3 separate regions of the Mus musculus genome follow, and regions 1 and 3 are each linked to region 2. A link is a loop called in an ENCODE intact Hi-C map of the cell type or tissue named here. Cell type or tissue: heart. All regions are shown on one strand.

Evidence for each region. Hi-C counts contacts between places; a loop is a spot of excess contacts. Peaks named below come from ENCODE experiments on the same cell type or tissue, not always from the same donor. Only the 100,000 strongest peaks of a DNase experiment are listed, where the experiment ranks them.
Region 1: a loop joins it to region 2, with 2.3 times the contacts of the local background. A loop is called at or near these places in 3 of 42 quality-filtered maps.
Region 3: it touches region 2 in a loop (4-fold over the local background); 2 of 42 quality-filtered maps call a loop at or near these places.

The regions. Positions count from the first base shown.
Region 1 is chr15:25,438,126-25,446,125 of GRCm38, reverse strand. All of the region lies in intron 1 of Gm48957 (predicted gene, 48957), which reads right to left. Among named protein-coding and RNA genes, the nearest start is that of Gm48957, 28 kb to the right of the region's middle. In heart, a CTCF peak has its summit at 4,965 (motif pointing left); DNase peaks (open chromatin) are centred at 4,435 and 4,675; H3K4me3 peaks cover 1,303 bases; H3K27ac peaks cover 827 bases; H3K27me3 peaks cover 3,512 bases.
Region 2 is chr15:25,521,642-25,529,641 of GRCm38, reverse strand. No RefSeq gene overlaps it. Among named protein-coding and RNA genes, the nearest start is that of Myo10, 97 kb to the left of the region's middle. In heart, no CTCF peak of the experiment used is centred here; DNase peaks (open chromatin) are centred at 4,071 and 5,271.
Region 3 is chr15:25,575,945-25,583,944 of GRCm38, reverse strand. No RefSeq gene overlaps it. Among named protein-coding and RNA genes, the nearest start is that of Myo10, 43 kb to the left of the region's middle. In heart, no CTCF peak of the experiment used is centred here; a DNase peak (open chromatin) is centred at 3,094; H3K27ac peaks cover 1,305 bases.

The DNA of each region.
Region 1 (8,000 bases), 84 kb after region 2:
AGTGAGTAAGTGAGTGAGTGAGTGAGTGGCTCTCAATTAGAAATCCGAGCAAAGAGAAGGTCGGTCAGGAGACAGAGGAGCGGGTTGAAAGCCGGGATCCTGAGATCACGTGGCTGCCCTGTACTTACTTCCTTACCCAGGGGCTGTGGATACGGTTGGAGGCTTTTGGACGTTTCTAATTCCTTGCCCTTTGCGGGAGCGTCTTGTCCTATGCATTCCGAATAAGCCGCATGTTTAACCTAATCCCAGCAAACTGTTCTGCTTGGGGTTTCCAGGGAATAGAGGAATGCACTCTAGGCAGGATTATTTACCTCTCCTGCCCGCACCCGGGTAAGCCTCCTAGAGCAGCTAATTCTCCTGTGTTTTGGCAGCTCCTGGCCACCAGCAGTAGGGGATCAGCGGTCCTGGTCCTTCCTTCTTCCCCAGTCGGTGGCCCCTACATTCCTCCTCTACCTTGGTACCCACCCACTGGCCCCGGAGTGAGGCAGTGTCCTGACATCTCCAGAGAGAGGGAAACAGCAGGACTCTTGAGGGACCCTGAGGGCTGGTGAGTTGTCCCAGGCCTGCACATTCCTGCCCTCCCTGAGAAGCCCCAGAGTTCCTGCCATTCCCATTCCGCAGCTGCCACTCACCCTGCAGCTCTCCCTGGGTCTCCCTTGGGATGCCTGGCACTCTTGCTCCTGAGCCATTGGTCTTTGTCTCCTGGGGAGTAACCCCTTCTCTGTCCCCATTCTCCTTGAAGTTCCTTCTGAGGACCCTCTTACTTTTCCTTGACCCACTTTCCTCCACTTGGTTGGGTATGTGCGTTATATCAACTGTCCGTGGTCACTTCCTGTCTGTTATGCTCCTGGTTTGGAGCAGTGTATATACTCTGTTGAATCTTTGATGCCTTGTGATTTTCCTTGAATCGCTTCACCCTTGCTATGTGTGCGATTCAGGTGACTAGTTCTTCTCACCTCCAATTCAATTAAGGTGTGTATGTGTGTGTGTGTGTGTGTGTGTGTGTGTGTGCGCGTGCGCGCGCTCTCACACTAAGTACTCTGGCTACCATCGCTGAGACTTGAGCTCCAATTTTGACTTTGTGTGACTTTCATTATTTCCTTAATGTTTTTAGGCTTGCTGGCTCTTCCCTGAAATGCGGTTCTCGGGGACTTTTACATGACAGCATTTGGAGGATTACATGGGAAGGCACATGTGTGATAATGGTCAAGCAGAGCTGACTGTTATCACATCTGCTGGCCTCCCTTAATTCACCATTGTCACACCCATCTTTACAATTCCTTAGCGTTTATATGTCAGTGTGTGTGTATGTGTGTGCGCACGTTGATGCAATTGTGCTTATGGTGGTCATGCGGAGAACGTCCAGGAATCTTCCCCTTCCTTTCCTTTAAGCAGGTTCTGGGGATCAAACTCAAGTTGTCAGGCTTAGTGGCAAGAGTCTTTACCTGTGCTGACGTCATCTGACTCCCAAGTCAACTGTGTCTCATGAGAGTTCCTGCCTTCCTTACTCCAGGAACACGAAGCTCGCTTCTACTCTAACAACTTCCTAACTCCAGACACAGTGGCTTCTTATCTCGTCCCTTCTCTCTCCTGGGGGGACTTGTGTCCCATCCCTTGCATCCTATCTTCCTGTGACCTCATCCTGCATCATCTGTCTTGTCAGGGACTTTGCTGTCACTGAGATCAACTGTGATGCGTCTGTGATTCATCTCGCCTGAGTGATACGTCTATTCTGTGGTTACGCTTCCAGCAATTACTCCGTTACATGAGACTATGGGGCCGAGCCACTCCCTGAAGCTACTTTTCCTACCCCCCAAGCTGGATGATGACATGTGGAGAATCTGATAACCTACCAGTCATCAGAAGACTAAGCCCTAGGTCATAAATGCCTTTGATCACACAGTCTGAGTTGCGTAGGAGGCGATGTGCTTGGTGGGGGTGGGGGTGGGGTAGGGGGTGAGATGGCCCTTTCCATGGAGATTTTTACTGTCTGAATTTTATGTTGGGTTTGGATGAGAAATGGCACCAGACCCTGTGAGTTGTGGGGAAATTCAGCATGGATTTGTATTTCAATGTGTATTTCTTCGATTTCTATTGGATTTCATTCAGTTCTTTTAGAAATGCTTGTATGTTTCAACTCTTCAGAAGCTCACAAGGAAAAGGGATTCTGTCATCTGGAGAGAGGGTGATGCTAGGGACCTGGTTCTAGTTTGGAGCCACCCCCTAAGGCAGGGCCCATCTTGGAGACCGAGTGCCACTGGCAGAGGGGACACTGAGCACCTCAGCACAGTGATACACCTAAACAAACCGGCTAATGACTTTCCCATCTTGGGGACAGGTGGAGGCAGGGCACCAAGGGAGAATACTTAGCTCTGCTTATGCCCACTCGTTCCAATGGCTCTGAGGTTGGGGGAGGGGGCTTTTTCTTAGAATGGAATAGGCAGAGGGAGCAATTCTCGTAGGCAGTGGAACAGGAGAGCCTGACAATGCCCTTGAACCATTCTGTTCTGGGATTTACGGCTTCTCAGAAACCAGAGCCGTTTCTGTCTAAGCTGTGTACCTAAACATATTCTAGGAAATACCTTGTTAAAATGGTGACTTTGTCCCTGCGTGATTCATAACTACAATCCCGGATGGTACAGTCTACTTCACACACAGGCTATATGATACAACCTTCAGCTTCTAGGTTGCAACTGTGATGCAACTAAGTGAACCATGATCTGGGAACCATCCAATGGGGTGTGTGGTCCTAAGAGGATAGACAAACAACACCAGACAGAGGAATTTTTCAGCTTCACTGCCTCTCATGGGACCATGGTTACATCTGCCTACCGCCCATCCCCCGTCAAAGTCCTCAGGAGGCATGCTGCCATGCACAGACCATCTCCTAAAGGCAGCTGCTTATGAGCTGTCATTTGGGAACATTTATTCATTCTTTTTATTTATTAATTTATTTATCTTGAGACAGGGTTTTTCTTGGTAGCTAGTTTTGGCTGTTCTGGAACTCACTCTGTGGACCAGGCTGGCCTGGAACTCAGAGATCTGTCTGCCTCTGCTTCCAGAGTTCTGGGATTAAAGGCGTGTGCCACTACCACTGAGCCATTTATTTATTCTTATAAGTGATAATTAATAATACAGGGTAACCGAGTGAAAGAGGGAGCTGGAAATCCTTTCTTCGGAGTTCTGTAAGATGAGGACTTAAGATAGGAAATTCAACTCTTCTTTGCATCTCAGAGATGTTATCTTTATGTGCTATTTTCCTCCTTTCCTCCCCACCCCCCAGTATTTTTTTCTTATATAACATATTGAACCTGGAGTCACGTGCTTGCTAAGGAACCACTCTGCCAATGGCCTATATACAGAGTGTAAATGCTGCCCTCTTACCTTTCCCTTCTCAATGACTTAAGATTAGGAAAAAGTTACCGCAATACTTTGAGACTCGCGGGAGCACAGTGGTTTAAAACACCAGGCAGACTATGTAGCTTTTTGGTCTTTTAAGTCACACAAATGGATGCAGAAATCACCGAGAACTGTTGACTGGGAGAGGGAAGAAACAGAGAAAAGGGGAGACAAGAACAGAGAGAATGTCCCAGGACCTTGCATTAATTAAGGGTCTCTTCACAGGGTTCCTCTGTTCCATCGACTTCTTTCTGACTTTGGGGTTAGTGTCCTTAGGCTGCCAGAACAAATACCACAAGCCGGGTGACTTGGACAACAGGACCCTGTGTTCTCACAGATCCAAGGGTTAGGAGTCTGGAATCAAGGCCTGGGAAGGGACGTTTCCAGGGGCTTCCACGCAATAGCTGGTCAGCACTTTGCTCCTGACTGCTGGGCTGTCACCAGTCCTTGGCGTCTTTTGTTTTATAGATATGCCACTCCAGTCTCTGCCTTTGTTGCTCCATGGCAGGTCTCTCTGTATCTCTAAACGTCCTCTGCTCAGAAAGATGACAGTCACTCTGGACGGGGACTCTCCCTGATGGCTTCTTTTTAACTTGATTACATCTCCAAAGAACATCACACAAGATGGGGAAGGGGATCTTGACGCAGTTTGAAATGCTATCCTATCCTTAGCTCTGACCAAATGAACGGAAGGGTTCCCTTGGCCCCAGGCACTGTGAGGGTTTTCTGTGTGAAGGATGCTTCCGATGGCCGGGGTGCCCAGTGCGCACGCGCACACTGGCTGAGCTTTGTTCAAAATTTCTGTCCTGGCTTCCCTTTGCCTTGTCCCAAGCCCTCGGGTGTTCAACTCCTAGACTAGGATTTTATTTTTAGAGTAATGAATAATTTATGTTTTGAAAATGACTAATGAAAAAGCAATCAACCACTTTGGGCTGGATCAGAGTCTGAGGTTCTGGTCCCTGGCACTCGCTTCGCATCTCTCTGCTTCAGCTAGAGGGGAAGGTGTCTGCTTGACCTTTTTTTCCCTGTCACATGACGCCTTCCACAAGTAAGCTGTGTCCTCCTCAGGGAGCGCACATGCGACACATAATGAAATTAAACCTCTGCCACTCCAAATTCTCACTTTCAAGGGTCTGCCACTTGCCTACTTTTTCTTGTTTCTGGGTATCAGCAGAAGTGGGGTGGGGGGGTGGGATGAGGGCGGAGTAGCGAGGCACAGAGTAGGATTTTTTTTCGTGATATTTTGGGCTCGAAGCCTCGTGCGCATTCTTGGGCTGGTTCGGGTTTCCGGGGCACGTACACTCTGACCTTAGTTTGGGGCCAACCCTGAGCGCTTCAGTCAGCTACTTTTTAGCAACGGCGGCCAGAAAAATACTTTTTTTTTAAAAATTTATTTTCCCGTGAGTGCCTTCTGAAATTGTTTTGCTGTGCTACGTCTGAGAAACAGTAGCATTTCGTTCCCCAGAAACAGTTCCTTTTTGGCATGTTAATAAAATGACCGGTGTTACCTAAATTAGGGGTTTTGAGTTTGTTCTGGAGCTTTTTAAACTACAGCGCCCCCTAGCGGGAATTTTGTGATATTCATGCTTGTTCTGGTTGATCAGTTTTCGTCCATGCTTCCAAAAAGTTGTTGTGAAGCTACTATGAAGAACCACAGGGGTGGATATTTCATAAATAAGCCAAAAAGAAAAGGAAGTTTTATGGGTTTTAAAAAAATGTTAGCTGTTTTCTTTCATTTTACCACGTAATTAAAAAAGAGTTTCTCCTGAACCAACAACCTATATGGACAAGTGTTTGGGAAGAGACCCTTGAGTCTCTGGTATGGTACATACATGTCTCTTTAAAGGCATGTCCTTGAAACCAGAACTCAGGGGTTTTCTTGTGTAAGGGGATGGTCTAAGAGAAACATTGAGTTATAGACCTTGTTCCTTACTGGCCTTGGCTTGTCAAGGGCTCTTATGGGGTAGACTTCTGAGACCCTTGGAACCTGGGGGGCTTAGTTAATCGCCCCCTCCCCCACACAAGCACAGAGCCTTATATGAATCCCTCCAGAGAGTTGGAGTGTGTTCTACATTCAAGACCTCATAGGAAAGATCCATAGCCTCCGTGGAAGGAAATTTACAGATTCCCGGATTCATTGACTTACAGTGGGAAAGGGGATAAAATCGCTTGGCTGGAGTTTCCCGTGTTACAAAGTTAGTAATTAACCGCAGCGAGGCGAAGGACAATCAGAGGCTCACTGAGAATGTAAGAGTAGTAACAGTATGAGCCATGCAACCCCAGGCTAGGGCACAAGTCTCAGAAGGTAGATAGGGTGACCTGGGACTCCATGCATGTCACACCGGATCCTAACACTCTGAGATCCAGTAATGGATAATGTCACCTTGTCCCTTATAGGATAATGGCATTTGTGCATTTACCTGTCGTGATTTGAATGAAAGTCAGCAGTTCTCTTTTTGAGAGTCTTTGCTGGACGGGAGTCCATTGCTTTTCTGGGCAAGCCTTCTTTTCCTCAGGCTCACACTCGTTATCCCCTAGTGAAAGGTTTAATTAGGCACAGGGCACTAAGGGCTTGCTGCAAGTGTGAGGAGCTGAGGCAGGTTCCCAGAGCCCATGAAAAGTAGACTATCTGTAATTCCAGTGCTTCTAGGGCAGGATGCAAAGCTGAGACTGGAGGATTCCCAAGAGCTCACAGACGGATCCTAACACTCTGAGAAGCTGTTAGCATTTCTGGGCTCATGGCCCACCAAGCCAACCTTCTTCACACCATACATGTATCCTTATGAGGGTATCTGCCATGGATGTAGGTCTCACACAAGTGATCAGTAATTGTCCCATTGGGGAATTTCCCCATTGGCTTCTTGTTGTATGCAACAGAGAACAATGAGAGGAGACCCTGTCTCAAAGAAGGGAGGGGTCAAGGCCCACCACCGGGAATAGTCTTCTCTGACTTACACAACTACACATGCTTCCCTCCTGCACACAAGCATGCGCACACATGTCCACAAACATCGCTCATGGACATGCTTACACTCAAGATTTAAAGAAAAAGATTCTGTTGGTCTTCCTGTGGAGTCCCTGTGGGAGGGAGCCATGTGATGGGGGTGGGGGAGGACTGGGAGGAGAGGGAGGCAGATACTGGGATGCAAAGTGAATGAATGAATGAATGAATGAATGACTACCTACAAAACCCCATAAAAAAGAATGAGGTTTTATCCTAAATATACTTGTTCAGCTTTTCCGACACTTGACGGCCTTTCACATGCTTGTTTCAGGGAGGTTACAGTCCGCCATGGTCAACGCAGTACAGCTCTTGGGGTTTATATTCTTCTGTCGTGTGCGCACACAGCCGCTGTCGTGCAGCTTTTGCCTCCCGGGCTTCTGCATCAGCTTTTACTGCTGGTTTTGGATCGTGGCAATGTAGAGAGTTGAATGATGACCCCTCCTCCAAACAATTGTCCCCAACCTGATCTCCAGCATATATGGACATTTCCATATTTGCAGACATATGAGTTAAAGCTTTGGAGATGGGGAAATTACTGATCACTTGTGTGGGACCTATGTCCATGGCAGATACTCTCATAAGGACATATGTATGGTGTGAAGAAGGTTGGCTTGATGGGCCATGAGCCCAGAAATGCTAACAGCTTTTCTGGAAATGCTGACGGCAGGCAGGAGCTAATAAGAAGCAAGGAGACATTTTCCCCAGCACAGCCGCACTAACACCTTGACCTATGGCCTCCAGGCCTGGAGGAAGTTACATTTTTGTTGCTTTGAGCAACTAAGTTGCAGTTACTTATTTGGGCAGCTACAGAAGGCTGGCTGGGTCCTGTTTCTCATATTTCCTGATATAAGACAGCCAGTCATGGTTTGCTTAGTTAATGTTACTTCCAACTACCAACATTAGAAAATTAGTGTCTCTGTGTGTGTGTGTGAGAGAGGGGGGGGGCAGAGAGAGAGAGAGACAGAGACAGACAGAGAGATACCAGGGAGGAAGGGAAAGAGAGGGGGGTGAAAGTTAGAGGAGCTTGCAGGAATCTGGTCTTTTGCTCCACATGTGGGTCCCAGGCCAGGGATGGAGCTCTTGTTGTAACACTTGGTGGTGGCAAGTGCCTTGACCCACTGCACCATCTTGCTGCCCCAAGCCTTTCGCCTGACATCTTGACTCACCCACCTCATTCAGGCTGAGTGCATTTTATTTGTGGCGTTTTTATCTGCTCACTGCATTATATTTGTGGCGTTCTAGTCACATGATGGGCTGGCTCGACAACTACCTCTGCCAATCTTTGTCTAGCACTGGAGATCTGTGGGTTTTTATCAGCCCGCTGAAAAGAAATGGATTTATTTTAGCACATCACACATTCTGGAAGAAAATGTTAGGAAAGGTAGAGAATGGAACAGTTTGACATCTTAGAAGGAACGAGAGTCATGTGGTGCTTTTAAGCAATGGCACAGAAAGATATACCTTCTCAAAGCTGTTTATATTACATACTTTATATCCAGTCTACAACCACTAATGATGTTTTGTAAGGTCCCATTGTACAGTTCTCATTTTTGAAGTAAGATGTGGGGCAAGGACTGACAGAAGACAGTGGTCCTGT
Region 2 (8,000 bases):
GAAACTGGGTGGGAGACAAGAGAGAGAGGGGAATGGAGAGAATTCAGGATCAAGGATAGAGAGAGACAGGAGAGAGGCCCAAGAAGAATGGATGGAAACCTGCAGCTGCTGGGGGTGGTGGTCCAGTAGGAGGGGAGAATCTCTAGGAAGTTTCAGGAACCTGGGATAGGGGGCCTCTTAGGAGTCAATGTGAGAGACCTTAGCCAAGATGCCTAATAATGAGGACATGGAACCTGAAGAGGCTACCTCCTGTAGCCAGGCAGGACTCCCAGAGGAAGCTTAAAGACATCCCAAATTTGTTCTGTCTAAAAGAAATGCAGGGATAGAGCAGAGATTGAAAGAAAGTCCAATCAATAACCAGCAGAACTGGAAACCCATCCCATGAGCAAGCACCAATCCCTGACATTATCAGTGATACTCTGTTATGCATGCAGACAGGAGCCCAGCATAACTGTCCCCTGAGAGGCTCTTCGAAGCAGCTGATTGAGACAGATGCAGATACCCACAGCCAAACCCGATGGAGGTCGGAGACTCTTATGGAAGTGTTGGGGTAAGAATTGAAGGCCCTGAAAAGGATGGGAACCCCACAGTGTGTGTAGTAATCTTGTGCCTTTTTTTTTTTATTGTCCCAATACAAAGCTTGGGTTTCTTTTCAATGGCACCAATCTCTCCAGCCACTGCTCTTGCCCACATTGACCTTGTCCATTACTTTAAACACTGCCCTCACAGTCCTTTCCTGATCAAACCGTTTTCCATACTTTTCAAGCTGCTATTTGCTTTTGTTCGCTATTCGTTTGCCTAATAGCAGTAAGCAAGGATTGGGGAGATGACTCAGTAGATTACAAGTCCTTGGTCCTCTTTCAAAGGACTCCACTTTGGTTCTCAGCACTCACATTGAGTGGCTTACAACCACTTATGACTCCAGCTCCAAGGGATCTAACATGTTCTTCTGGTCTTCATGATTGTCTACAAGTGTAACACACACACACACACACACACACACACACACACACACAGAGAGAGAGAGAGAGAGAGAGCAGGAACTATATACTACGTCCCCAAATGCTATACTATCTTCAAACTTCCTATGCCAGATTCATTGTGAGACGTATCCTGAATGCTCTGTGGCTCAATTTCTGTCTCAAACCTCAAAAATGCAGACTTTACTAACCATATTTCTATATATGTCCCTGCCAATTGTCTACCAAATGACCTTAGAAACTCTGCTTACTTTATCCTGCTCCTTCCTTCCTTCCTTCCTTCCTTCCTTCCTTCCTTCCTTCCTTCCTTCCTTCCTTCCCTTCCTCCTCCTTCTCCTTCTTCCTCTTCCTCCTCCTTGTTGTTGTCGTTGCCCTCCTCCTCCTCCTCCTTCCTCTCTCTCTCTCTCTCTCTCTCTCTCTCTCTCTCTCTCTCACCGGCAGCACCAAATCCTCCCACATGCCTCATGGAAAGCAGTTCTGAAGATGGCTCTTGGTTGGGTTATCAAGGCAGGGATTTCAGTCATCTGGACATGGGTGAGTTGTCATGGCAATGATTTCAACTGTCTGCCACCAGTTTTCTGTGGCTGTGACTCTTGTGTGGCTGTGAATACACACACTGGAAAGAACAACCCACTGGGGCAAATGATTAATTTTGGCTCAGGGCTTCAGGGAGCTTCCACCATCATGGTGGGGAAGGCATAATGGACAGCTGTTAGTGGCCCAGGAAGCTGGTGGCGAGTTTGGTGGATCAGGAAGTAAGGAGTGTTAATGGAAGCATCCAGGGACATTACACTCCAAGGCCCCTCCACCAGTGATCTCTTTCTTCATCCAGACCCCGTCTCCTAAAGGTTCTTCAACCTCCCACAAGCTAGGGGACGAGATCCAGAGCACAAATCTGTAGGGGGGTGGTATTGAAGTTTCAAATTATAATACCGATATTAATTGTTAACCAGAATATAAGTCTAAATCAGAAAGTCATCAATTTAATTAGAAAATTATCTCATTTGCTGGACAAATATAACAAAACAAAATAATTTTAAAAGTAATTAGTTCATAATCCATCTCTTTAGGTAACAACTGTTATTTTCTTCTTTTGAGATGGCCATACTCTGTAGCTCAGGCTGGCCTGGAACTCACTATGGAGCCTATACTGCCATAAAACTCACTCTGGAACCAAAACTGGTCTTGACCTGGCAGTAATCCTCCTGCCTGTGCCTCCTGGGGGCTGAGATTACAAGGGTATACCTGATTTTCTCTTGCCTTTTTCATCTATCTTTCATCTTCTAGTGTTCCTCTAAGGTTTCCCTTTTGGCTTCCTAAGAGCCGTTCACATTTCTGCAGACAGTTCCACAGTGTGTGGAAAGACGACACATCATAGCGGATGCAGGCAATATGCACTGGAAACACGGCAAGCCTGAGGGTGGGGTGGGGCGACTGGTGGGAAGGGGAGGCGAGTGTGTGTGAGGGATGGGGGGGGGGTTAACAGAAACAAAGTGTGGGGAGCCGCCCTCACATTCACCGTTGCAAGATGGCGCTGACATCCTGTGTTCTAAGTGGTAAACAAATAATCTGCGCATGTGCCAAGGGTAGTTCTCCACTCCATGTGCTCTGCCTTCCCCGTGACGACAACTCGGCCGATGGGCTGCAGCCAATCAGGGAGTGACACGTCCTAGGCGGAGGATAATTCTCCTTAAAAAGGGATGGGGTTTTGCCATTCTCTCTCTTGCACTCTTGCTCCTGAAGATGTAAGCAATAAAGCTCTTGCTCCTGAAGATGTAAGCAATAAAGCTTTTGCCGCAGAAGATTCCGGTTTGTTGCATCTTTCCTGGCCGGTCGCGCGAACGCGAGTAAGAACAAAGTGTGCATGCAAATGCTGTATCAAACATTTGACTTTGATTGCTAATTAAAAATAAAAATATCTGAAGTGTAACTTTAAACATGTGAAACTTGAGGAGCTGTCTATCTTTCTATAAAGGATGAAACTGACAAGAAACATTTCTAATCAATTGATGTTTAGGGATTAGACTGTAGTTGACACCTAGAGTAGTTTGTTGAAAACAAAAAGAATTATTTCATTGTAGCACAGGCTGAGGAAATTTACTTAAGTTGCTGCCTTGGTATTTCCTCACCTCTGAATTGAGTAAATTAACAGTTCTTAATATCTTTTATATATTTCTCACCTGTTGTTCATAGTAATTCAGAGGAAATATTGTTCTTTGTGTGCTTGATAAATTCTGTGTCATTTATCTAGGCGACTTGAAGCTGTATACATTCAGTGAACATACTCAGTGGGCAAAGAGATATTTAATGATCAAATACAGAAGCATTAACGATTTATTACAGCTAGATGTGCTTACCAAAGCAACATACCACAAAACAAAAACCTAAACATGTCAAGAGAGCACAAGAGAAGCAATTGTTCCGCTGATTGTATCTATGTCAGAGTTTAATAAATACAAAAGATAAAAAATAAAAAATAAGTTTGAGAACCTAATAAACACCATAGGCACTGTATGTGTGTGTGTGTCTTTGTATGTTACAGAAACTACATCATTGTTAGTGATTCAGCCATCTTCTATCTCAGTGATTGATTGAGCACCAAAAACACACCACATGCATTCCTCAAAGTAGAAACCTTTAAGGCTGTGTCAGGTGCTGATAGTTCAGTAAAGTTGCAATCAAGAAAACGTATAGAATGCTGAACTGAAGAAAAGTTCTGGGTCACCCACTGGGACTTTCTTTAGTATTGTATTTTATTGGCAGACAGTGACCAGAGACATCAGTGCCACATCAATTTAGGTCTCTGGAACACAGGAACAGCAAATGGCACATTGTCACAGAGAAATCAAAAATTTCTGGGGATTGGGCATCTTTAGGGTACAGGGCCTGCTGTTAATCCTAGAGGCTATTCCCAAAGGTTTAGAGAATCCAGCTAAGAAATGCGTTTTGGATGTAAGCAGCTGACATGAGCTGTGTATGATATTTTTTGAGCTTTAAGGAAACAGGACCCTGTCAACAATGTGCTTTTCAAGCTATGATAAGATCTTCCTGCCCAGTCCGGAGCTGCTCTCCGGAGCCCTAGACTCTGACTCAGTAGAAAGCGGAAACCAAGGCTTCCTTCCCCGTTGGACCCGTTTCTACATGGCAAAACTGTCTGGAAGCTCTCAGCTCAACCTTCAGCTCCAAGGTTTGCTCAACTCTTTCTGTATTGAGCTCAACCAAAGACCTCATTTCCATTTCAATACGTCCCCCACCCCCAAAAGGAATCTTTTCCCATTAAAAGAAGAAAGCTTTGTTTAGCCTATTCTGTAAGATCTTAAATATCAACATCAGATTTTAAAATGTACCTTTATGTGCTACCAAGTGTGAGTTGCATTGGGATGGGTATAAATTATCTTTGGTCAATGAATCCTGTAAATTTTGGATAGAATATCTCTGAGATAGGTCTGCTTAAATATAGCAAGAAAGCTCTAGTCATTTACTAAGACTCAGAAAAAAGAAGACAGAAGAACGGAATGGTGGAGTGGTACAGGTCTCTCTTCTCTCCCTCTCTCTCTCTCTCCCCCTTTCTGCTCCCCTCCCCTTCTCCTCCTCTCTCTGTCTCCATCTCCCCCTTCCTCTCTCTCTGATGCAGATGTGTATGCATTCCTGATCTCCCTGTGTAAGATTAGATCAATGAAGAAAATGACCATGAGGAGGTAACAGTTGAGTGAAAGCCATCACCTGGTAAAGCTTCAAGCTTCTAGAACATGCCACACTGGAAGCTATCTAAAACATGCACTAAACTAAGGAAAGAAAAGTGAAATGTATCTCAGAAGAGTGAGAAAAACAAACAAAAACCCAAAACTCTTCACCACAGGTTTAGACACCAAGCATCCTGCTACAGCTTCGGTATTGATAGAGCAAGCAGGCTTCATTAGGACAAGAAGCCCAAATTAATCATTACTGTCTTGTAGTGATCTCAGCTACCTAGTCCTCCATCCCTTTGTACAGTTCCCCACTCCCCATTTCCTCTCTGCTTCTTTCATTTGACCTTCTTATTTGGGAGGGAGTGCTCCTTCTGCACAGGGGCTAAGTGGCCTTTGATGATCTCTGTTCTAGCTTTACTCAGAGCAGTCCATGATCAAGTCTTGGTACTTAAAAGAGACAGAGAAAGCAATTCTGACTTTGCCATCATGGAAGGCACCATTCTTCCAGGTCAGGTGAGGTCACAGAAGGAGAACTGGGCCTGGCCTCTACTGCGTTCCTCTCAGAAGGAAGCCAGCTTTATCTGTAGGCGAATATGAGGAAATCTGGCTTTGAGGTGATTGCTGGAGAGTGAATTCCTGTTTTTCCTTCCTCCTTGTTCAGGACATGAAAGGGACAGCAGTGTGCTCTGTGTAAGAACTGAAAGTGGAGGTATATGCGCACACGAGCCATCTGTCAATATACAGGAAGTTTGTTTGTTTGTTTGTTTGTTTATTTATTTATTTATTTATTTATAGATGGGGGTCTAACCACGTAGCCCACGTTGGCCTCACCCCAAACCTGTGACTCCACTTGCCTTCATTCTGCGTGCTAGGAGTACAGGTGCACACTACGCTTCCTTTAGAAAGTTCTTCTCATACCTAAAGTAGCCAAATAGGTCAGCATTTAGCAAACCTTGAGATGTGTAATTTGATTTTTAGCCATAGCTAACAGAACTGAGAACAGAACGTTCCAGTGAACCAGAGAGGAGGACGAAGGCTTTATTGCATGACTTGATATCATTAACAACACTATTCTATTCCCTTATACTATAACTTTTATGATAAATCTACGCTGCGGCTAAAACTTTCAGCCAAATTCATGTGAAGTTGACTGGTTGTGGATGGTGAAGGTGATCTTTGAGAAGACTGAACTTGGTACATGAGGAAACAGTTACCTTTGGCTCTCAGGGTGGCCTACCCATCGCCTCACAGGTGGTAATGTATTTAGTATTACACAAGGCAGGAAGGAAATCCTTTTGAACTTTAACTCAGCAAGAACTTTAGGTATACTTCTAATAAAAGTGGCTGCTTAAGCTCTGGAGAGATGACAGCTCAATGGTTAAAGAGTGCATACTGCTCTTCCTGGGGACTTGAATTTAATTTTCAGCATCTACACAGGGTGGCTCATAACTTTCTGAAGTCCAGCTCCAGGGGATCTGATACCTCCTGTTTTTTCAGGAACCTGCACATATCTCCTCCTCTACACACATACATTATTAAATAAATTATGAAAACAGCAAGAATAATAATTTCAAAATGCCAAGGTACTCCTTGAGACTCATGCTTGACTTCAAGGACAAGGTCATTAAATCAATTCTTGTCATCCAAGCATCAAGGGTGGTCAGTCAGCCAACCTGTTGGGCAGAGGGAGGGTTTCCTCAAGCTGCTTTTGCTATCTTCACTAAATCCTCATATTAGATAAGTGCTAGGACTACAGGGTTTGGGACTGGTCATTATAGAAGTCAGTACAGGAAAGCAACTGCCAAGACTTTGGTAGGAAGAATCTATCACCCCACAGCATGCCAATCAGAGAGAGAGGAGAATGTTTCTCATGGTGCCTATAGGACACCATCCAGCAAAAAACCTCATCAGTTGGAAGACAGCCTTAGAGTAAGAATTCCCTTTCTCCTACCTACACAAGTGGAGTGTGAAGTGTTCTGGTATCACTTCCTGTGGCTTTACTTCATACTCATTCACCTGTGTTTCTTTAGGTATGCCAGATTGAGACACACTCTCTCCTGTGTCTGATTTTTAGGTCATTATTTTGAAGAAGATTTCTTAGGATCATGAAAGATGTTCCTTAATCTTTTTGATTACCTCAGGCCAGGCAATGATACGCGAGAACAGGGGAGAATGGTTCACTAATACTCGCGATCGTTTTCTAACAGCTGTATTTAGCAATTATTTGAAAAGGTTTTAAAAAATGTTTTAAGAGGACACAGAATACAGGAGGTATACGTGTGTTTGTCACTGAGTTTGAAATGTGTTAAAATCAATCAGCCAGGTTGGGGGAGAACTGGAGAGATGTCTAAGGGACAGACAGAGAAGAGACAAAGTATTATAAGATGCTGGTAGAAAATGTATATTAGGAATATACCTGTTGTGATTATAAAAAGATAAATGGGTATAAGAATATGTTCTATGGGGGTGTGGCGAGGTGTAGGGGAGAGGGTGTCTCAGCGGGCATCCCTTCTCCCTGAGGGACCAGTCAAATGATGGTATAGTATGAAATAGTTTATTTAGGGCATGGGGAGGGGAATTAAGAGAGTAGTAGAGGCAGAGAAAGGCAGAGAGAAAGAGAAGTAGAGAGTGTCCATGACCACGTGGAGAAAGGGAGGAGGGGAAAGTCTAAGCCTCCCATTGATAGCAGACTGACCCAAGGGTGAGACATGTGGCAGCTAAAGTCTAATGCTCAGTTATATATCAATTTCATGGGTTTAGGTCCCAGTTCTTCAGATATAGATACAGGACTTTTGTAAATATAACTGGTTAAGAAGAGGTTATACTGAAGTACAATGGGATCCTAGCCCAAGATGATTGATTTCTTATAAAAGAACAACATGTCGGAGAGACAGGTGTGCCCACAGGGAGTGTGTATAAGCTGACCAGAGAGCCCTAGAATAGACCCTCATAGCCTGACACTTCGATTTTGGACTTTTTTCTGTAGAACTGTGAGACAGTGGAGCCATGTGAGACTATGATGTATCCTACAGAAGCTGAGTTAAGCTAACCACATCTCCCTCTGGGATTGGCGTCTCCAATCTGTATCTGGCCATTGTGGGCTTTACCACTGAGTGTGATGGTCTGCAGGGCCTGGGTCTCTCCCAGATGCTCACACCAACACAGCTTCTATGTGCTCCTGTCACTCAAGTGTCAGAGAGCCAGAACTGGGATGTCTGCTTGGAGAGAAACCTCTGTAAATCCCAGGGCTGGGAAGTCAGGTCTGCTCTCTTAACAGCTCCCACGGGTTCTGTACACTCTGATTTTGCCCTTTCTGGATTCTTGCCCTCAT
Region 3 (8,000 bases), 54 kb before region 2:
TTGAAAACCAAATGAAAAACAAAACCAAGAAACAGAAAAACAACAAAACAAAACAAACAAAAAAAACAAGAAAGAGAGAAAAGGCTTTAGGAACCAAACGTGGTAGAATCTAGCCTACAGTATGATAGGGTAGGTGAAAGTGTATCCTTTTCACATAAGCTTTTTTTTTTTTTTTTTTAATTTTAATGGGAGTCGTTATTTGAAAGCCTATGACGCTAACATAATTTCAGAACATTAAAAAGTAATGATCAAGTCCACATTCCACCTAGAAGAAAAGCGTTTGAGAAGTTAGAGCCTGTGGTCCAAGTATAGAGAGAACATCTTGTGCATTGTATGGATGCATCGCCTGTCAATTAAAAAGGCTACGGCCTATAGGAAAGGGCGTACTAGAGGGCGGGGTGTTTTGGTAGGCAGAAGGGATTATGGGATAGTGTGAGGCTTGGTGAAAGTCTCCAGTTAAGTTGTACAAAGGGCAGAGCATAGTACCTGATCGGAGGTAGCCAGCAGCATGGTACAATGGAGATGAATATAAATGAGTTATTATAAATTACTAGCTAGTCAGGGAATAAACCTTCCTATGTGGCCTAGGTATTTGTCAATATATTTTGAGTCTGAGTCGTTATTCCAGGAGCTTGGGGCCGGGAGGAAAATACCTTCTTATACCCAAGTATCTTAGATACAACAGAAAAGTAGATGCTTAAAGCAAACAAGCAAGAAGACTAGAAGACAAGCCATAGCCATACTTTTATCTTTGTTATTTTGCTAAGAAAAATCATTTTATACTATGGCTTCAAAAAAGGATCTATCATTTATTTGTTTATTTTTTGAAGACATCACTTGTTTCTTCAAGAAACAAACAAGAAAAAGACATGGGGACATACCATCCACCTTTCCATTCTCTCCTGTGTCCTCTCTCCTCGGGCTCCAGCCTCACTGTGCCCTTCAGGGTCTCCCTTCAAAGGCAGATGCAGGGAGGGGTCTCAGAATCCTACACAACCACAATGATTCTAGCGGCTGGGGAAGGAGCATGAAGCCTCATGAAATCAATTTTTTTTGACAGCTTCTGTATAGACGGGCGCTGTGGTCTTGTGTTAAGTTCCGTGACTGAATCAATGTGTGGCAGGGGGACACTGAAATGACAGATATTGGAGATGTCACACTGCCTTCCACTCATGGGACTGCCCTGGATGAGGAAGGCACAAGACAGAATGGAGTTTGTTACAGGGAGATACCCAAAGAAAAGGGAAATAGATTTGCCCCCTTGACAGCAGAGCATATGGCTGTTAGATAGAAATATTTTGTTTCTCATTATAGGATGTTATAGTATGTCTTCTGGCGGAAGGGTATATACAAGGCACCTGTGTATTGCTAGCCTCTTGGCTGTTCATGATTTTCCCTCTCACTTGCCTTATTTCTTAGATATTTCTTTGCTTGCCTTCTGTCTGACAGCAGTTCTTCTGTCTGGTAGCACTGGTTACACACAGAACACTCTTTCGACGAACATCAATTTATTCTGGTTTATGAATGAACTCTTCCCAGAGACTTGATAACTCCTGTTTAGCATATAGCTGTTCCATCTGTCTTTTTTTTAATTTTTTTTATTTTTTTTATTTTAGGGACTTTTCCTCATGTGCTTGCTCATTTCCTGCAGCTGGGCATGACCTGTCACTTACTTCAATAAGCCAGTCCCCTCTGCCCCCCTCAGCGAGGGAGGACAGGATGGAGGGAAGTGACTCCTCTGTCCCAGCTGAACCCCAGGGCGCTTCTAACAGAATTATATTAAGATCCCAAGAAAATCCCATTTCTCTTCCAGTTTCCCACCCCCCACGCCCACCCTTCCCACCCTTTTGTTTTGAGTTGCAGGAACAGACCCAGAGGCGATGGATAAGACTTTCCTGCTTCCCTCAAATCCTCCAGAAAACATTGCCCACTTCTCTCCCCTCTGCCCAGCCCTACTCTGAAAGCCTTGGTGGACCCTCAAAGCCAGCCCCTCTGGGAAGCAGAAACAGAAAGCAAAGGGGGAGAAGAGATTGAGAGAAATAGACAGACTTGTAGGGAGACAGGAAAAACAAACAAACAAACAAACAAACAAAAAGATGAGAACTACGAACCTGAAGGAAAAAGAAATGAAGAAAAGTAAAAAAAAAAAAAAAAAAAAAAAAAAGTCAATTGAGTTCCATGCTAGCATTTGAGGCCAGCCCAGTCTTTATACTGAGTTCCGGGCCAGCCAGGGATAATAGAGACACCCTGTCTTCAAGGAAATAAATAAAAATGTAAAAAGGGAGCGAAAGAAAGGTTGGTTCAGAAAGCCCTGTGACTCGGTGTTCTTCTAGTGTCCTGGGTGCCATATAGATTAGTTGATTTTATTCCCTATTCCCCAAGAAGTTAGAATTAAAAAGAAAAATCAGACGAACGGATGTAGGCAGCCTCTGCTGCATGAGATACACAGCGGATCTAACTCAAACACTTCTCAAGTACAGCGCGTCCAATGAGTGCAGCCACTACCAAATGTAAAGTCCTTATAACCCAGCCTTGGCTTACTTATGAATCTCCTCCAGGCCCATAGCTCAGGCTGTGTGCTCTTAGGAGATTCCCAAGAACATGCCTAGGGGTTGGCAGACAATTACAGCCTCTCTCCTTTTCCCTCTTACCAGAAAGTAAAATCTGAATTGCAAGATATCGAGGAGGGAGAACTCATAGAGATCCCCCCTCGCTAAGCCGTTCAAGCCCTATTCCCCAATAAACAGATAGCTGTAACAATTGATTTCTCTGTGGTGAATGGGATAGTCATGACATCTTGCTGAGCGAGGCCCTCAACAGGCAGAACTCCTTTTTCCAGTGACCTTTTCCCTCCTCTTAATGGGCAGTTGTCCCTGAACTACAAGGCCTTGTTGTTGGCTCAGGTCACAGCTCACAGCCTGCAGACACACACACACACACACACACACACACACACACACACACACACACACACACTGCTTGAGGCAGGAAAGCAAGAGGACTGCTATTCCATAAAAGGCCTCTCAGTGTGCATTGTGTGGCAGACAACGGGGCACACAGGGTCCTTGAAGTCCTGGAGAGAGCCGAAGTGAGGAAGTTTGCCTGTGGAGAGCTTGTGATATTTTTGGCAGCGGTTTCTCACTACCTGGACCGCATGTTTGTGTCTGCGATGGTGTTTACTGTGACTCGCAAAAGAATAGCTACTAAATTGGGATGTGATGGACTTTACAGCTGGAGTGAGAACTGGATCTCAGAGGAGTGACACTGGGGATTCGAGATGTTGTGTTCTCTGTGTGGTTACGTTTTTTTGATCTTAGGATAGGGAAGGGAAAAAGCCAAGTCCCTAAGAGTGAGGTGGCCTAGCTGTGTCCATCCTGAGGGTGGACTGTGGAATGCCTGAAGTGGGCTTCCAGTTCCTGGTACAGTGAAGGGTTATAAATTGTGTCTGCCTCCTCCAGTCAGTTTTCCTTTTGGGGCTTTAAGTTGTTGGTAACTCTCTTTGCCAGATTCAGGTTTATTTCAGCAAATATTTGATGGCTCCATCCACAGCATACATTTGCTATGAAACTGTTGGGCATTTTGATTGGTCTTCAAGATCAGTAGTTTTTTTGAGTTGTTATCAGAAAAAGAGTCTGAAGACTCCATAAAACCCTTCTGCTGGCCCTCAAGGGTTGGTCACAGCGTTAACTACGATCCTGATCCCTTCGACCTTGTTAAGAGCCCTGGGCCATATACACTGTGACATAGTTTCTCCCTGCCCGGAAGCAAATGATGAAAGCTTTCCTCAGAAGGATGTGTGCAGCCCTCTGAATGGGAGATGTCTAAATCCCACTCTTCAGAAAGGCCTACTGTAGAACAATAAGCAGAGACAGTTCCTGCCCCTTTTTGCTAATTAGCATACCAGGAGTATTTATGGGACACAATTTTCCCCTTTGCCAGAGTGGTGGGGCTGTTAAAAGCCTCTAACTTTGGCCAAGTCAAAACTCTTTTCTTGTATATTGCATTTATTTCAAGAAAGCTGGGCCGTTGTACATGAAGGCACACCATTAATTCCAGCACTCAGAGGGCAGAGGCAGGCAGATCTTTGGAGTTTAGTGGCAGTCAGGCCTATGTAATTTTTTTTTTTTAGCTTTATCTATAAAAAACAAAGCAAAATATAATACAATAGCCATAAAGCAGTGGTGTATATGTGAACTGTCTTTGAGGCTTTCTCCTGCATACCCCACATAGATCTACATTGTATCTAATGTATCACATTTGTTAAAAAAATGGAAAGGTTGTTTAAACATCTGTCTCCTATCGCCTCAGTGAGACCTGGGGGTGAGAAGGGTTTTCTAAAGCAAGCTACCAAAGAAACAAAGGTTGCTTTATCTAACGGGGCATTTAGATAACTGCAGAGCCACGTGTCTCTGTCTCCCATGTCATCAGACTTTAGTCACTGTAACGGACACCTGAGGAAAACCATTTAAAAGAGGAAAGATTTATGTCTGCTTGTGATTTCAGTTCAGGGTCTCCCGACTCTGAGTCCTGGAATTAGGGAGAGAGATAGACATGCGCTGTAGACAGACATGCGCTGTAGGCATGCGCAGTAGACAGATGTGCACTGTAGACATGCGCGGTAGGCAGACATGCGCTGTAGACAGCTTTTACAAGCATCACCCAAGTGGCCTGCTTTCTCCAATAGACTGTGCTCTGTTTTCTACCATCTTTAAGTAAACCTTATCAACACTATGGAGTGATAAAATATCTAGAATACATTGACTGGATCAGATTAATCCATTCTTTGGGATTCAGATCTCAGTGACTTCATCTACCAGCTGATTACCAGACTCTCAATTATTTATTTAATTTTTTGAAGACAGGGCTCTCTTTACAAGCCTGGTTCACCTAGACATCACTTTGTAGACCAGGCTGGCCTCAAACTCACACACACAAACACACGCGCGCGCACACGCGCGCGCGCACACACACACACACACACACACTCCTACTTCGGCCTCCTCAGTGCTAGGATTAAAGGCATGTACTACTTCACCTAGCTTAGTTTATCTTTTGAGCAAACAGTTCATTTCCAAGCCATAATACTTAGTAAATTTGGGTCAGAATTATTAAGCTTTAATATAGATAAGTTTTGAATTGAAGTCGGTTTTACTATCTAAGCTCTATTTTCCCTTATTTATATGAGAAAGAGAAACGGCATTTCTTGTGAGCTTTGATGTCTAGTTCTCAATGTTAGACTGTTCTAACTCTTTCTCCACCTCCTGGGGCTCACACCCTGCATCTGGCTTCTCAGTTAGGGGCATGCCAGCTGTACTTCACATCCTGCCTACGGAACCTTCAAAATACAATAAAGTTCTGCCTTGCTCTTCCCTCAAATGCTGGCCAGTTGCTTTCCCGGTTGCTCATTTTGAGTTACTGAATATTTGTTTGTGGCTTTCTTCTGAGGATCACATTTTTCCCCCTATTTCCCAATCAGCCTGTGCAGAAGCAACCAGGGAAGGGAAAACATTTTTTTTTTAATTCACCTATGAAAAACAAAATATTTCGTGTCTTCTCTTATATGCAGAATGTGTTAGATATATTAAATCTGTTTGTACATGTGTATGCAGCAGGAATGTAGATGGGAGCTATTGGGGCTGGAGGAGAGAAGAGGCGGGAGGAAGGGAAGATGATCAAGGTACAAGATAGACATGTTCAGAAAAGTAGTGAAAATCATCATTTTGTACACTGTACAACTTGTAAACAGTAGAAATGAAAAGATCATGTATTAGTGATTTAAATCCTTCTTATGAGGAATCAATGGACTACCTCAAAGGGAGAACTAAGAAACAGAAATAGTGTTTGTAGGTTGTAAGATGCTTATAGTTCTAGCAGCCAGAGAGGTTGCTGTTTCAGCCTTACCAGGAAACATGGGCAATAGTCATTTTGAAATTGCTATTGGGACAGAGTTCTGCAGAAAGTAATGAGGGGGGCTTTGAGCAGCTTGGCATCTGTAGAGCACTCAACTGGAAGTAAAACACATGTGCAGAACAAGATAGAAAGCCTTTATTTAAAGTGTGGTGGAAGGTTACTGAGTCATTGGATGGTTGAAGTATTTGTGGCTTGAGTAATGGACTCGCCAAGAATCCCGGAGTCAGTCAGACTCCTTTTGCCTTGGAAGAACAAAGCAGAAAGGGTAGACCGGCTGCGTTATATGTCATTCTGTGCTGCATATCGTGTTCAGCAACGATTTTGGCCAACTTCAAATTCCTCAAGCCAGGAAGGAATGCTGTGTCTCCTTAACCTTAACTGACTGTGATATTCCAAACAAGAAGGGGTTTGGAATATGGGTCACAAAGCATGACAGACAGAGCTAAACTGGGAATCTGGTTTCGTTCCCAGCCTGTGATGGATGTCTCATGGATGGGGTCAATGCCACATCTGATGTCATCCCGAGATGACATTCTTCAGTCAGGCAGGCAAAATCTGTAGACTCAAGAGTGAAGCAACTTGATTGATTCCACTACACATCTAAAGGTCTCCTTAAATAACTCTGATAAGTTATCAGTTATCTATCCAAGGTGGCAATCTTCTTTCTGCATGCTTTCTCCATGGGTGTTATTTAACACACAGGAAGGGCTTATACGTGCCTGGTGTGTAGGAGGCAAGTTATAAAGCGAGCTATGGCAACTACTAGCCTGGGTTACTTAAGACCCTGACTTCAAAAATCAATAATTAAAAGTAAATAAATCAACTTGTCCTTTGTTCTCCATCACTAAAAGGTGGAAATTCCTCTTCAAATTATCAAAATACTGTTACTAATCCCAAACAACAGTGTTTAATATTCACAAGATATGAATTCAGTGTTCAGTGGGCTCATGTGCGTCCCATTGTGGTTTCCTTGGAGCTGGATAAATATGACGTCATGTCTCAGGATGGGTTTATGTGACTCTTTACTCTTTGAAGATTTCTTCTTAATATTAAAACAACAACAACAAAACCCCAAAACTCATATTTTATTTGCTGAGGGAACATGGCTGCTTTCCTTGTGGAGATTTCCATCGATGAGTTTTCTTGGTTTGTCTCAGTGGTGTCATATGACATTGTATTTTAGATCTACTTAGATTTAAAAGCTTATGCAAGCGGGGAGGGCTATAGCTACTGATAGAGTGCTTGCCTAGCACACGCTAGATTCTGGGTTCAATCCTCATTGCCATCAGAAAACATCTGTTAGAGTCAAGTTCAGATCTAGGTGCTGTGGGGCAGTTCCATCAGGAAGTATAGGTCATCAGGAATATCTGTTTGCGGTACCTGATAAAATTCAATACGTAGATCCATTCCTTTACAGTTGTTATATGGGGGTCACATGGCAGCCCCCCTCCTCTTTTTCCTCCTCCTTGTCCTCTCCTCTTCCTTTTCTTTTGGCCTTTTAAGACAAGGTCTCCAGTAACTCAGGCTGTCCTTGAACTCACTATGTAGCTGAGGATGGTCTTCAACTTGCATCTTCCTGTCTGGACCTCTCAAGTGCTAGGATAGCTGCATCTGGCTGTCTTTCTCTCTTTGGAGACATTTTATAAAGAGAAACTTTCCTTCACTTGTTCCTTGCTCTCTCTGTCTTGGTTAGGGTTACTATAGCTCTGAAAAGAGATGATGACTCGGTCAACTTATAAAAGGAAGCATGTAGCTGGGAAGTTGCTTACAGTTTCAGAGACTTAGTCCATGCCCATTATGGGGGTGTGTGGCAGCAGGCAAACAGACATGATGCTGAGGCAGGAGCTGAGAGATTACATCACGGGCTTTTGAAACTCCCAGTGACACATCTCCAACCTACCTCCTAGTCCTTCCTAAAAAGTTCACCAACAAAGAACCAAACACTCACATATGTGAGCCTACGGGGGCCAATTCTCATTTAAACCACCACAGTGGTATAGTCAGTACCTCTAGGAAAGGCACAGTCAGACCCAGACCGAGAACCTATGTGACCTCATGTTACTGAAGGACTTAAAAACTGTAAGGCCAAG